2 separate regions of the Homo sapiens genome follow, and region 2 is linked to region 1. Evidence: read pairs that join two places in POLR2A ChIA-PET (ENCODE). Cell type or tissue: GM12878. All regions are shown on one strand. Links, peaks and the distances in the headings refer to the core of each region. The heading gives the core; the rest is flanking DNA.

Region 1 (7,345 bases), core at 3,119-5,618:
ACTGTCATTATTAGTTAATAATTAAGCAATACTCTGGAAATGATAAAATTCTCAAGGAATCTAATAGGAAGAACGGAATGGATTAAGGACTGAGCCTTGGGAATATCTATACCCAGAATCCAAGAGCTTGGATTTGGAACAGTATTTGATAGACTTGCTGCTGATGCCCTTGTGGAGAGGGTTGCAGTCAGCTGCAGAAGCTGGAGAGGAACCTCAAACCCAGTGGCATTTGCAGAAGGATGTTGTGAAGGGCAATGAGGTGCTCAAGTTGATCATGTATCTGTGGAGAGCACCAAAGCCAGGTCTCTCCCATTGGCGAATTCAGAATTCAGAAGTCCATAGGCCATCTGGGGTTCTGACTCTAGCTTCTTTGCCTTTCCCTGGTACATTCTCCCAAGCAGATCAGAGCTCAGACCTGCTGCACTTGTTAAATGAGAGGTTTTGAACAAAGACATTCCTAGATTTGTGGTGCCCTGATGGGGAGAGGGCCAAAGCACTGTGCATTGCAACAGACTCTGCGTTGGCTGGGTGGGTACACGCCCCTGGGGTTGCAGAGGCCACGCCTTGTGCCTGCCATCTATGGGGCAACTTTCAGGTGAGTGCCAGGGAAGGATGAAGGGAGGGCAGGAGGGAGCCTTTGCACCTGGCTGTTTACACATAGGTGTGGACACCCAGGGAGCCCGTGATCTCTTTCTGCCTCTCAACGAGCTGTGTGGCCTGGTTTGTGGTTGGAATGAGAGTAGGGTTCCCTTTCTTTATCTCAGTTACAGGGTGGTTATTAGATCCTTCTTCCCAACCCTACCCCCACCACACACCCCGCCCCAGTTAGTGACTGATGTGTGTAAAGTGCTTTGAGGTGCTGAGATAAAGGGGCCCTGAGAGTATGGCCAGATGAGCAGCAGGGTGATTTCACCTGGACTTGTTGGAAGTGGTGTTTAGGAATTTTCCTCACCTGGAGGATAATTTATTTGAACAGCTTATGTACCTACCTGTTTGCACTTGATTTCTTTAGAAGAGGGCAGCTGGAAGTCCCAGTGCTGCAGGCTGGTCAGCTCTTCGTAAGAATTGATAGTGGGATTCACAGAGTGGACAATGGAGTGGTGCATTCTGCTCTAAAGGAGCCTGTGGAGGAGGAAATGAAACACTGCCTCACTCAGGCAGATTTAAGGATATCAGAAGAGACTTTTATGATAAAAGAAACTATTTTCAGGCTGGGCGTGGTGGCTCACGCCTATAATCCCAGCACTTTGGGAGGCCGAGGTGGGCAGATCACGAGGTCAGGAGATTGAGACCATCCTGGCTAACACAGTGAAACCCCGTCTTTACTAAAAATACAAAAAAAATTAGCCGGGCGTGGTGGCGGGCGCCTGTAGTCTCAGCTGCTCGGGAGGCTGAGGCAGGAGAATGGCGTGAACCCGGGAGGTGGAGCTTGCAGTGAGCCGAGATCGCGCCACTGCACTCCAGCCTGGGCGACAGTGCAAGACTCCGTCTCAAAAAAAAAAAAAAATTTTCTCTGGAGCAGAATTCTGGAGAGGACAGGTGTGTCTTGTCCTATCCCGGGGACCCTCATTAGAGAGGCGTCAGGACCTGCCTCCTTCTGACCACCACACCCCGCCAGTAACCCCGGGCCTGTGATTTGCAGGCTCTCAGGCTGTCCCTTAGGATGTCCTCATAAATGAAGGGTATTGTGGAGATGGGGGAGGTCTCACTTTCCTTGCTGTGGCTTGTGAACTGGGACATAGATCTTCTGATCCTAAAGGGGCACACTCTGGGGGTGAAGAGCTTCTTAATGCTTCCATATGAGGAGAGTCTACTTCCTAGGGCCCAGGAGCCCATGGCAAAAAGAGGAGGAAAAAGAGGAGGCTGAGGCAGGCACAGCTGTGCTTGAGTTGGCCTAAACTTGACAAAGGGAAGGCTTCTGGTACCAGTGTCCAAAGAGGTGGAGTCTTGACATGTGTTATATAGATCATGATAAATCAGAATATTAGGATTCTGTAAGTTGCAAGTGATAGAAACCCAGCAAAATTAGTGTGAGGGAAGGAAAAAAGTGACTGTCTTATGTAACTAGAATAAGATTCAGAATCTTAAGTCCTTTCATCAGCATTTGTGGATGAATTCACCTGTGTCCTCCCCACCTATCCACCCCTTTGCCCTGTGCTCTCATCCTCTGCTTTATTTGCTGGTAAGCTCCTCCCATGTAGTGTTAAAGACGGCCAGCTGCTACAACCCTGGGTTCGTATTTTGTCACACTGCCAGCCCTGTGGTAAGCTAGCCTGTCCTCCAACGCTTCCGGACAAAATCCCGGACCTAGGGTCATGTGAGCATCCCTAGCCCCATCAGTGAGACTCTCTAGCCCACCCGAGATCAAGAGCTGACCCCTAAAGCTGCAAGTGATGATGGCTTCACCCAAATCACATGGCCTAAAAATTTAAAAAGGGTAGGCCAGAAATAAATGAAGGGTCATTTCCCAAAGTAAAATCAGGTTAAACTCTTCAAATGGTAACACTGGCTTGCAGTGAAATGTTACTGTGCACCAGATGCTGCTCCAGGCACTTTATACAAATGAACTCAGTGCTCACAATAACTCTTAAGAGGAAGATGATACTCATTTTACAGACAAGGACACAGAAGGCAACCCTTTTACTTAGGCGTATGTAGCTAAAAAGTGGATGGGCTGGGCTTCAAACCCAGACAGTTGGCTTCAGCATCTGTGCCTTTTTTTTTTTTTTGAGACAGAGTCTCACCCTGTTGCTTAGGCAGATGGCGCGATCTCGGCTCCTGGGTTCAAGCAATTCTCCTGCCTCAGCCTCCTGAATAGCCGGGATTACAGGTATGTGTCACTACACCTGGCTAATTTTTGTATTTTTAGTAGAGACAGGGTTTCACCATATTGGCCAGGTTGGTCTTGAACTCCTGACCTCATGATCCACCCACCTCAGCCTCTTAAAGTGCTGGGATTATAGGTGTGAGCCACAGCACCTGGCTGGCATCTGTGCTCTTAACCACTAGGCCACACAGTCTTCTGACAAGTGCAGAGCAACAGCAATATGATCAGGGAGAAATTTCCACCTTAAGACAATCAAAATGAAAGAGTTTTAGGTAAAAATATGAGACCACAAAATAACCCAGATTTACACAATTAAATAATAGAAAGAACCTAGTCTTATGATGTAGTAATTCTGTCCTTGAAGCTCAAGGCATTTCTGGAATTATTTCTTGGATATTACCATGCAAAGCAGTTTATAAAACACAACAGATACCTGTCTCAATACCCTAGTATTGCCTTATTTTTTATTTTTGTTTTTTAATGTTTAAGTTCAGTGGTACATGTGCAGGTTTGTTATATAGGTAAACTCATGTCACAGGGGTTTGTTGTACAATTATTTTGTCACCCAGGTACTAAGCCTAGTACCTAATAGTTATTTTTTCTGCTCCTCTCCCTCCTCCCACCCTCCACTCTCAAGTAGGCCTTAGTGCCTGTTGTTCCTCTCTTTGTGTTCTCATCATTTAGCTTCCACTAATAGGTGAGAACATGTGATATTTGGTTTTCTGTTTCTGCATTAGTTTGTTAAGGATAACAGCCTCCAACTCCATCCTTGTCCCTACAAAGAGTATGATCTCGTTCTTTTTTATGTGTACATAATATTCCATGGTGCATATGTACCACATTTTCTTTATCCAGTCTATCATTGATGGGCACTTGGACTGATTACAAAATGGTATTAATTACTGACTTGAGTGATAAGATTTGGCTTTGAATGACCTGAAGCCGTTGCCAGTGGTCTAATCCAGCAGACAATTTACTATTTCTGGAAATGCACAAGAAGACTGAAGACAATTCCAAAAGAGGAGTGACCACAATACGTTGAGCTGTGGTGGCAAGGATGAGTTAGTGATCAACTTTCCCTGATGACCTGTCTGAGAGGGACAGCTGTCTTTCTCAGGGATAATTTCTGATAGGTTTATTAAAACCTTTGTCTAGATGTTTCTCGGAGAAGCAGTGCAAGGTGATTTACTTGGCCAGGGCAAGATGTAGTGAGTGTGGGAGTTCTGAAGCACCTTTGTGTCTAGCAGCAGAACAGCCCCAGAGAGTAGAAATGTGAGTCACACTTGAGCTTGTTTCCATTCAATGGGCCCTGGCTTGTTGGGCCCTGGGTAAGCTGGCTGCCTGCCAGGAAGCCTCCTCTGGCTGGGGCATTCCAAACCACTTCTCTTGTTCTTTAAAGATACACCCTGAGGGATTTGCTGGGGCTTGTGCCTTCGCTACTCCAGACCTCCTGGCAGAGACTGGGATTTTGGATTTCACTGGGTGGGCAGCTCTTAGGTCCACATTCCTCCTCTGTCTTCTGGGGAATATTGGACCAGAAGGCCTTAAAGACTGCAAGCCAACTCTGGGCTCTCTGATTCGCAGGTCACTGGTGTGCTTGCTAAGATGGAGTCTTGCTCTGTCACTCAGACTGGAGTGCAGTGGTGCGATCTCAGCTCACTGCAACCTCTGCCTCCTGGGTTCCAGTGATTCTCCTGCCTCAGCCTCCTGAGTACCTGGGATTACAGGCACCCGCCACCACTCCTGGTTAATTTTTGTATTTTTCGTAGAGATGGAGTTTCACCATGTTAGCCAGGCTGGTCCCGAACTCCTGACCTCAAGTGATCCGCCCACCTCGGCCCACAAAGTGCTGGAATTACAGGCATGAGCCACTGCGCCAGGCCTAAATTTTATTTTTTATTGTTCCTACTTAGATTAATCTACGTATTTACCAAATTTTTTTTTTTCTTTTCCTTTTTTTTTTTTTTTTTTTTTTTTTTGAGACGGAGTCTCACTTCGTCGCCCAGGCTGGAGTGTAGTGGCGCGATCTCGGCTCACTGCAAGCTCCGCCTCCCGGGTTCACGCCATTCTCCTGCCTCAGCCTCCCGAGTAGCTGGGACTACAGGCACCCACCACCACGCCTGGCTAATTTTTTGTATTTTTAGTAGAGACGAGGTTTCACTGTGTTAGCCAGGATTGTCTCAATCTCCTCACTTCATGATCTGCCTGCCCCGGCCTCCCAAAGTGCTGGGATTACAGGCGTGAGCCACCATGCCTGGTCCCAAATTTTTTTCTAACAGTTGATTCTTGTACCCTACCTCTTATCTCTGGATTGTTTTCTTCTTCATGAAATGTATTTGTAAGCAGATCACTCAAGAGTTGTCATTAGTAACCATTCAGGTTTTGTTCACCCCAGAAGTATATTCACCTTCTCTTGAATATTATAGAACTTTAGGGCAAAGGTTCCTTTCCTTAGATATTATTCCATTGTTTTCTGGCCTCTTTTTTTTTTTTTCTGTTGAAGAGTCTACTATTTATCTCACTGTTACTCTATAGGTGAAATTGTTTTTTCCATTTCTCTGTATGTTGGTGTTTTCATTTTTTATTATGATGTGTCTTGATACAGGCTTTTAAAAAATTATTTTCAGAACTTGATATGCTCTTTCAATTTGAGGATATTTCTTTAATCCTAGAAAATGTTCAATCATACCTCTAAATTCTTGTTAACTCTAGTAGATTGGATATGTTTGGCTCAAGCAACAGAAACCCAACTCAAAATAGCTTTAAAAACAGTTTTTAAAAATGTATTACTTCACATAACAAAAAGCCAGGAGAAAGGTGACTTCAGGATTTATTAATTTATTAGCCCAAGGACCAGCCTTTCTTTTCAGCCATGCTCAGCATGTTGGCTTCGCATCCCTAATGGTCTCAAGACGACTGCCACAGCTCCAGGCTCCCTTTCTGTCTTTGCCACTAGGGTCATTAGGGAGATTTATCTTCCTTGTGTCTTTGTGTGATCAAAGCAGCTTTACCCAAAAATCTTCCCCCTTCCCCTCATCAAAGACTTTTCCTCCTGCCTAACTACAGGTGGCGACTGCCAGAACTGCAAGAAGAAAGGGAACATAGTGATTAGTTTAGACCAATCAGGATCTGTATCCCAGAACTAGGGATAAGATCAGGCTTCTCTGAGGCACTTGGAGGAGGGTTGGACACCAGACAAAGTCAGAGGTCTGCTAGTTAAGAAAAAACTGAGAATGGTTGCTGGGTAGGTAGCCAACAGTGTCTACTCCTTTAATTCTCTCTAACCTCGCCTGCTGCCCTTCTGTTGGACATACGTTGGATTTTCTTAGCCCATTCTTCCTGTATTTTGACTTTTATTACATCATTTCAATTTCTTAATTTTTCTGACTGCATTCTGAGTAATTTCCTCGGACGTTTCTTCTAGGAACCATCTTTCAGTTAATCATCTTTCTTTTTAGCTAAATCTGCTGTTTAACATACCCATTCGTTTGTCTTTCATTGTGGTTTCTAGTTCTTTTCCCTTTTTTTTTTTTTGAGATAGAGTTTTGCTCTTGTCTCCCAGGCTGGAGTGCAATGGCATGATCTCAGCTGACTGCAACCTCCGCCTCTTGGGTTTAAGCAATTCTCCTGCCTCAGCCTCCTGAGTAGCTGGGATTACAGGTGCCCGCCACCACACCCAGACAATTTTTGTATGTTTAGTAGAGACGGGGTTTCACCATGTTGGGCAGGCTGGTCTCGAACTCCTGACTTCAGGTGATCCACCCACCTCAGCCTCCCAAAGTGCTGGGATTACGGGAGTGAGTCACCACGCCCGGCTTCTTTTCTTTTTAAAAGCTTTTACTTGTATTGGTTTTATTGTCTCTTTTCTTTTCTTTTCTTTTCTTTTCTTTTCTTTTCTTTTCTTTTCTTTTCTTTTCTTTCCTTTCCTTTCTTTCGTTTTTTTTTTTTTCTTTTTTAATGTTGACAGGGTCTCACTCTGTCGTCTAGGCTGGAGTGCAGTGGTGTGATCACGGCTCACTGCAGCCTCAACCTCCTGGGCTCTGGTGATTATTCTCCAACCTCAGCCTCCCAAGTAGCTGGGACTACAGGCACACACCACCAAGCCTGGCTAATTTTCTGTAGAGATGAGGTTTCACCACATTTCCCTGGGTGGTCTCGAACTCCTGTGCTCAAGCCATCTGCCTGCTTCGGCCTCCCAGAGTGTTGGGGTTACAGGCGTGAGCCACTGTGCCTGGCCACCATATTTTTTCTATTAATTCAAGTTTTTGGAAGTCAGTTCTCCTATTTTGTTGCTGTTGTTGTTGACTGTCGCTCATGGTGAATGCTATGTGCTCACTTTCATCAGGTATTTTCTTGTTTGTATTCCTTATAAATTCCTTATAAAGCTATTTTGATTTACTTCTGTCAGCATTAATTTTTACATGGGTTTATTAACTTGGATTTCTGTAGCATGCAGAATGTATACATTTAGTTTTGTTTGTTTGTTTTGTTTTGAGATGGAGCCTCACTCTGTTGCCC
Region 2 (7,345 bases), core at 3,016-5,515, 52 kb after region 1:
AAAAATTCAAATCAAAGTTATTAAAACAAAGATTTATGCTACTCTTACATTTTTTTATTTGTTTTAATTCTTACATTTTTTAAAAAACTGGCTTAGAAAATAGTAAAATTAAAAATTGATGCTGGGCGCAGTGGCTCACACCTGTAATCCCAGCACTTTGGGAGGCCAAGGCAGGAGGACTGCCTGAGCTGAGGAGTTTGAGACCAGCCTGGGCAATATAGTGAGATCCCCTATCTATAAAAAAAAAAACTGACAAAAATCTGTCTTCTAGCTTCTTTAAATTATGATAGGCATTCATCAGCAAGGGTAAGATGGCAGTAAGTAATAGAAAATCCCCCCTAAGAAGAGGGACTTTGCTTTGTTCAATACTATATTTACAGCACCTGAAATGGTACTTGGGATACAATAGGTGCTTAATTATTAACTGCTAAATGAAAGAATAGGATTTCTGGGTTTTGGGCAGTATAATGGCAATTTACATATATGTTGCTGAACTTTCCAAAAATTGTACCAATTTAGCTTTATAAGACAATGAAATAATTCACAGATAAAAGAAATTGTCTTTTGTATTTTGCTTTAGACCCAAAGAATAGAAAGAAGATCATTAGCTATTATAAGCTAACACAATTGAGAAAGATACAAACATACTTAATTTTATGAAGCAGAATCAAAGGCATATGATATACTGGAATAGTTATAATGACATTTTTAAATGAATGCACATGAATGAAACATCAAAAATCTTTGTATTTCAAACAAGGATTTTAAAAAATTTTAACTGCAGCTGCTACTTTGCCATTTTTGGTGCTCTCACAAAAGAGGGGAGACAATTTTATTGTTATCTGAGCTACTGTTAAATTTACTTATCTTCTCTTTTCTCACTCCTTCCTCTAATTATTTTCATGCTAACTTTTAGGCAATAAAATGCAAGAAATATAAATTGGTTACTTCTATTAATAATGAGTAACCTTTTAAAAATGAGTAAATTGTTACTAGCAATGACATTTATAGAAAGAGCTAATTACTTCCCCAACCCAAATGTTATTTTTTAACCTAGATCCTAAAGAAAGCAAGCTACAAATTCATCAGCAAGGGTAATATGGCAGTAATATGGATTAAAACTGATTCTGTAGATACCTTCTGATGATGCAATGTATATGAGGAGAACAACACTTTCTAGTTATGAAGGGATCAGAGTAACAGTTACACTAGTCATCTCAAAAACTTTTCTTATTAAGTAATTAATATTACACTGGGTGTAGAAACTTGTAGATCGTAAAAACTACAAAAGATCTTAGAGATCTTTCTGGTCTATTCTTATTTCATCTGGTAAGTCACTAAAACAAATTTTCACTTGTCAATCTTAAAAATGGGTATAAAGTGGCCTGACAATTTTTTGCAATCAACTTAGATTTTATAGATCCAAATCCTTCTCTCCAAAACTAACAAAGAATGCTAATACAAGCTAAAAAAAAAAAAAAAAAAAATCCACCAGAAACTTTTCAGGTAGACAGCAAATGTGAGAAAGAGAGGGGGAAAAAAAAAAAAAAACAAAAGCAATGATTACTTGTATAAACTAAAAATTTTTTTAATCTGCATTTTTTTAGTAGAGTTTTCTTGTAAAAAATAATGATCTTTCACAATATATTATAGGGCTAAAAGAACCATGTTGGATAAAGAGATAACTGAAGATTTAATAATGTAATACTGAAATCCCATTGGCAATATATGAAGATAAATCATTATGGAAAAACACTCAGAGCATGAAACTGCAATTTCACCAAAAAATGCCATGAACATTTGGTACCATTGTCCTGGAGTTGCGATGGCCTTTATAAACCATTTTTACTAGCGGCCTTCTAATGTTCAAAGTATCCAATTCTTCCATTTCTTTCCTTTCTTTTCTCCGTCTGAAGAACTCCTGAATACGGGCAACAGCAGAGCGTCTATATGAATTACATATTAAAAAAACAAAAATAAATAAAAATATTCACAAAGAATAATGAGAAACTTATGAAAATATAGTAAGTCTAGGAAATACATAAACACACTATCTCAATAAGGCACCCCCAACCAAAAGCATAAAAACGCAGACACAACAGTGAGAAGTCAGACTAGTTGAGTTACTACAACAAAGTATTTTAGTTAAGAGATCACTTAGAAATTTGGTACTGGATGAAAAGTAAAGGCAATAGCATGCGGCAAACTGGTTTTTAAAGGGCTATTTTATAAAAACATAATACAGACAAAATTCATGTGCAATTTTACTACAAATATAACAAATTTTATCCAATGTTCTTTCCCCTCTTCTCCATATTAAGAAAACACATAAAGAGAAATGAAAAGAAACTAAAGGTAATATATAATAGCAGTGGATAGACTTCTATTTTGATATTTTATTTAAAATGTGGTTTAAAGATGTTCCAAAAACAGACTACTTTAGGTAAAAAGAATAATGAAACCCCATCTCTACTAAAAATACAAAAAATCAGCCAGGTTTGGCAGCGGGCGCCTATAGTCCCAGCTACTCGGGAGGCTGAGGCAGGAGAATGGCATGAACCCGGGAGGCGGAGCTTGCAGTGAGCCGAGATCGCGCCACTGCACTCCAGCCTGGGTGACAGAGCGAGACTCTGTCTCAAAAAAAAAAAAAAAAGAATATTAATATATAAGCAATAAAACAAGGGCCTTCAAATAGCATCTTCTTTATGGACTCCATATTACGAATTTAGAACTAATGAAGCAGATTTTACTCTCTTAAGAAATGATTTGGTGACAGAACTGGGATTGAAGAACAAAGGACTCTTAAAAACTGATTTAACTATTAAAATAAAACTTCTCTCCTAACACATATTACTTAATAATTTTGTCAGTTTGAATTTATTTAAAATATTATATTTTGACATATAACAGACCAGACGTCCATAATCTTTAAAAAGGTTACAAATCAGTAAGAAAAACAGATCTCATAACAGTTAACAAATATATAAAAGATGCTCAGTCTCACTAATAATAGGATAAAAACAAAAAACTGATCTTTTTATGTTTATTAGATGGAAAAGACTTTTATGTATATCAGAATGGTAAGAGTTCAGGAAAACAGGCATTACTGAGAGGAGTTTGAAAGCGGTTTTTACACATAAAAAAGATATTGTAAACTTTTTACTAAATATAACACATATACGGGAAAGTTGAAAATCCTAAGGTAAAAAGCTCAATGAATTTTTGCAAACAAAACAGGCCCATATAATCAGCACCAGAATTTAGAAACAGTATAACCAGAATTCCTGAAGTCTCCTAAGTACCCCATTTCCATCATTACTGTCCCTTTAAAGGAAACCATTATTCTGACTTCTGATATCATGAATTAATTTTGCCTGCTTGTGAACTTTAATTAAGTGGAATAATACATTTTTTTTATGTCTAGCTTCTTTAGCTCAGAATTATGTTTGTAAGATTCACCCATGTTGTACTTGGCTGTAGTTCATTCATCCTTTTTGCTGCAGAGTATTACTTGGTATAAATATATTAATATTTATTTATCCATTCTACTATTGGTGGACATTGGGTTGTCGACATTTTTGATTACTAATATTAGGCTACTATCCACATTTGTGTATGTTGTTTGGTGAACTGTGTACATATTTATGTTGGATATATACCTAGAAGAGGAGCTGCTAGACCTCAGTATGTGCATAATGTTCTGCTTTAATAGATACTCTCAAACTGAAGATCTATTTGTGGTTTTCCAAAGTGGCTGTATAAATTTACACTCCCACCCATAGTGTAAAGTTCCAGTAAAATATATTTTTGAAGAGAAATTAAGTAATATAAGCTTTGACTCAGCAATTTAACTTTTAAAAAATGTATATTACAGAAAAACTTAAAATATGTAAATACATAAACTTTTTTTCACTGCACAACTGTAATTGAGACAGATTGGAAATAATCTAAATGTTCATATAGAAAGAATAGGTTAAATAAATTATGGCAAATCCATACAATGAAATACTTATGCAGCCATTAAAAAGGGTATGAATGATCCATAAACCACATGAAAGATATCACCATTATACTGCTTAATCTAAAACACAGGCTAAAGAATAATTCATAGAATAAAATTATATATGCATAGAAAGGGTTTGGAAAGATGGACATTAAATTGTGACTAACAATTTTTAAAATAATTATGTAACAATTATATACTTCTACTTTCATAATAAAAAGATGTTTACTTTTTCATAAACTAAATGGTATACTTTAAGCTATATAGACTTACTTAAAAAGTGTTTTCAAAACTTTTTTCTATGCTATCAAAGAAAAAGGAATCTCCACATACATTTTTAAGTTAGATACAGTTAGAAACTCCCAGAAAAGCTGACATGTTTAGTTCACTCTATTTCTGACTGGGAGGTGAGAATGGGAAGGATAGAGAGGTCAAATATTCTCGAAAGAGACATACTTAAGAGACATATGCTTGGATCTCTCATTTTTCTGAATGGAAGAAAAAGGAATAATGAATCAGTTACAAACATGTGATTAGCAAGAAACCAATAAAGAAAAAACTCTTTTGCTAAGAAAGTAGAGTTATAGGTAGCAGAGGAAATAACTGTGTTGCTAAGCCAAAGGACATAAGAGCTATAAATGAGAAAAAAATTATGCAACAAGAATTTACATGGCAGCTCAAATCATTTATTTTATCACCTAGGCTGGAGTGCAGTGGCGGGGTCTCAGCTCACTGCAACCTCTGCCTCCCAGGTTCAAGCAATTCTCCTGCCTCAGCCTCCCAAGTACCTGGGACTACAGGCCTCCACCACATCTGGCTAATTTTTGTATTTTTAGTAGAGATGGGGTTTCACCATATTGACCAGGCTGGTCTTGGACTCCTGACCTCAAGTGATCCACCCACCTCAGCTTCCCAAAGTGCTGGGATTACAGGCATGAGTCACCATGCCCAGCTTCAAATCATTTAAAACAAGATGTATGGACAAAATTAAGGCTGCATTAGTAAATGAGGTGGTAATAATTATGAATAAACGAGAACTGTATCAAAGCATAAATGTTCATTTAAAAAGTATGCTCTAGGCCAGGCACGGTGGCTCACCCCAGTAATCCCAGCTACTTGGGAGTCTGAGGCAGGAGGGCTGCTTGAGCCCAGGAGTTCAAGACCAGCCTGGGCAACACAGTAAGATCCCATCTCTAAAAAAAGATGAAAAAAATTAGCTGGGCATGGTGGTACACACACACCTGTAGTCCCTGCTATTTGGGAGGCCGAGGTGGGAGGATGGCTTGAGCCCAGTAGTTACAGGATGCAGTGAGCTAAGATCATGCCATGTATTCCAGCCTGGGTAACAAAACAACTCTTAAAACAACAACAAAAACCAAAACTCAAAATATCTACGGGCCAATTAATACAAATAATAGAAAAGGAATGTAGCTGGATACATAATCATATACAAGTTAACTGCATTTCTAAATATCAGCAGGGGACAATTAGCCTAAATTTTAAAAGGAATGCATTTATAACAGCAACAAAAAGTGTCTTTAAGTTATAAAAAATATATGCAAAACCTGCTCACAGAAAAATAAAATGTTACTGAAAGATATTTTGTAAAAGGCCTAGGCTGAGTGCAGCAGTTCACACCTATAATCCCAGCAGTTTGGGAGGCTAAGACAGGAGGATCCCTTGAGCTCAGGAGTTTGAAACCAGGCTGGGCAACATAGTGAGACCCCATCTCCACAAAAAAATCACAAAAATAAGCCAGGAGTGGTGGCACACATCTGTGGTCCCAGCTACTCAGGAAGCTGAGGTGGGAGGATCGCCTGAGCCTAGGAGGTCAAAACTGCAGTGAGCCATGATCATGCCACTGCAATCCAGCCTAGGCGACACAGCAAGACCCTGTCTCAAGGAAAAAAGAAAAAAAGGCCTAAATAAATGTAGACATAACTTTGTATTGTAAAGATAAACAATTTTCACCCAAATTTATTTTACAGATTTATTACAACTATAAGCATATTCTGATGACTTATTTGTAGAACTGAAAAAGTTGATTATAAAATCAACCAAAGGACAAAGAATAGCCAAGATCCTTCTAAAAATGAATAAAGAGAAGGAAGGGTCTTGCCTTAGCCGCCATTAAGATTTACTAAAAAGCTATAATAATTACAAAAGTATGATACTGACAGAGAGACAGGCAAATTGTCTGATGAAACAAAAGAGCCTAGAAACAAATCTGTTTTATATAAATCTTTGTAATATGACATAGGTGGGATAGCAGATCACTGGGAAAATTCACCATTTCATAAATGTACAGGGGAAAAACTGGCTATCTAAATGGGGCAGGGAAAAGTTACACATATACATCATAAACAAAAATCAGTTCCAAATAAATTAGTAACTTAAATGTCAAAAGTAAAACTTCAAAAGGAAATTCAGATAAATTTTAAAATTCCAGATAAGAATTTTGTAAATAAAAGAAAGTGACAAGCATAAAAGATTGATAAAATTTAATGTGAAAATTAAAAATGGTTCATCAAAAAACAGCCTAAAAACAGTGAAAAAAATCATAAAATAGAAAAAATATTTGTACACTAATACACGATAGTGGATTAGTATCAAAAATGCATTAAGAACTCTTATAAATCAATAAGGAAAAGAAAAACAACTCAATTAAAACAACCCAGTAGAAAACCAGATCAGGACCGGGTGCAGTGGCTCATGCCTGTAATTCCAGCACTTTGGGAGGCCGAGGCAGGTGGATCACTTGAGGTTTAGGAGTTCAAGACCAGCCTGACTAACATGGTGAAACCCCATCTCTACTACAAATACAAAAATTAGCCGGGTGTGGTGGCATGCACCTGTAATCCCAGCTACCTGGGAGGCTAAGGCAGGAGAATCACTTGAACCTGGGAGGCAGAGGTTCCAGTGAACTGAGATCGTGCCACTGCACTCCAGCCTGGTGACAGCAAGACTCCATCTCAAAACAAACAAACAAACAAACAAAAAACCAGATCAGGAGATCAGGCTGAAAAACATGAGATGCATAATCTTATTTGTAAATTGGGCAATGAACATCAAGACCATATTATTGTTTACCAAATCAATTAGAAAAATCAAGATATGTGACAACAAGAATCAGTGATGTGAATAAACACGATTTTTAAAAAATATTGTTAGATATTATATTTAATTTACACTCCCACTTTGGAAAACAATTTTAAATTATTTTGTAAATGGTCCATTCCTTGGTATATACGCAAGAAAAACTGTTATCAGGAGAAATATTTCAGAATGCTCAAAGCAGCACTGTTAATACCAAAAACTAGAAATAACCTAAATGTCCATTAA

The links. ChIA-PET counts read pairs that join two places held together with the same protein. Peaks named below come from ENCODE experiments on the same cell type or tissue, not always from the same donor. Only the 100,000 strongest peaks of a DNase experiment are listed, where the experiment ranks them.
Region 2: POLR2A ChIA-PET joins it to region 1 with 8 read pairs; 4 of 35 experiments call an interaction of 5 or more read pairs at or near these places.

Annotation. Positions count from the first base shown.
Region 1 is chr1:168,109,941-168,117,285 of GRCh38, reverse strand. All of the region lies in intron 1 of GPR161 (G protein-coupled receptor 161), which reads left to right. Among named protein-coding and RNA genes, the nearest start is that of GPR161, 23 kb to the left of the region's middle. In GM12878, for the core only: no CTCF peak of the experiment used is centred there; DNase peaks (open chromatin) are centred at 3,949 and 4,165.
Region 2 is chr1:168,058,222-168,065,566 of GRCh38, reverse strand. DCAF6 (DDB1 and CUL4 associated factor 6) reads right to left here. Exons shown (of 22, transcript NM_001198956.2): 18 at 1,808-1,946. Among named protein-coding and RNA genes, the nearest start is that of MIR1255B2, 63 kb to the right of the region's middle. In GM12878, for the core only: no CTCF peak of the experiment used is centred there; no DNase peak of the experiment used is centred there.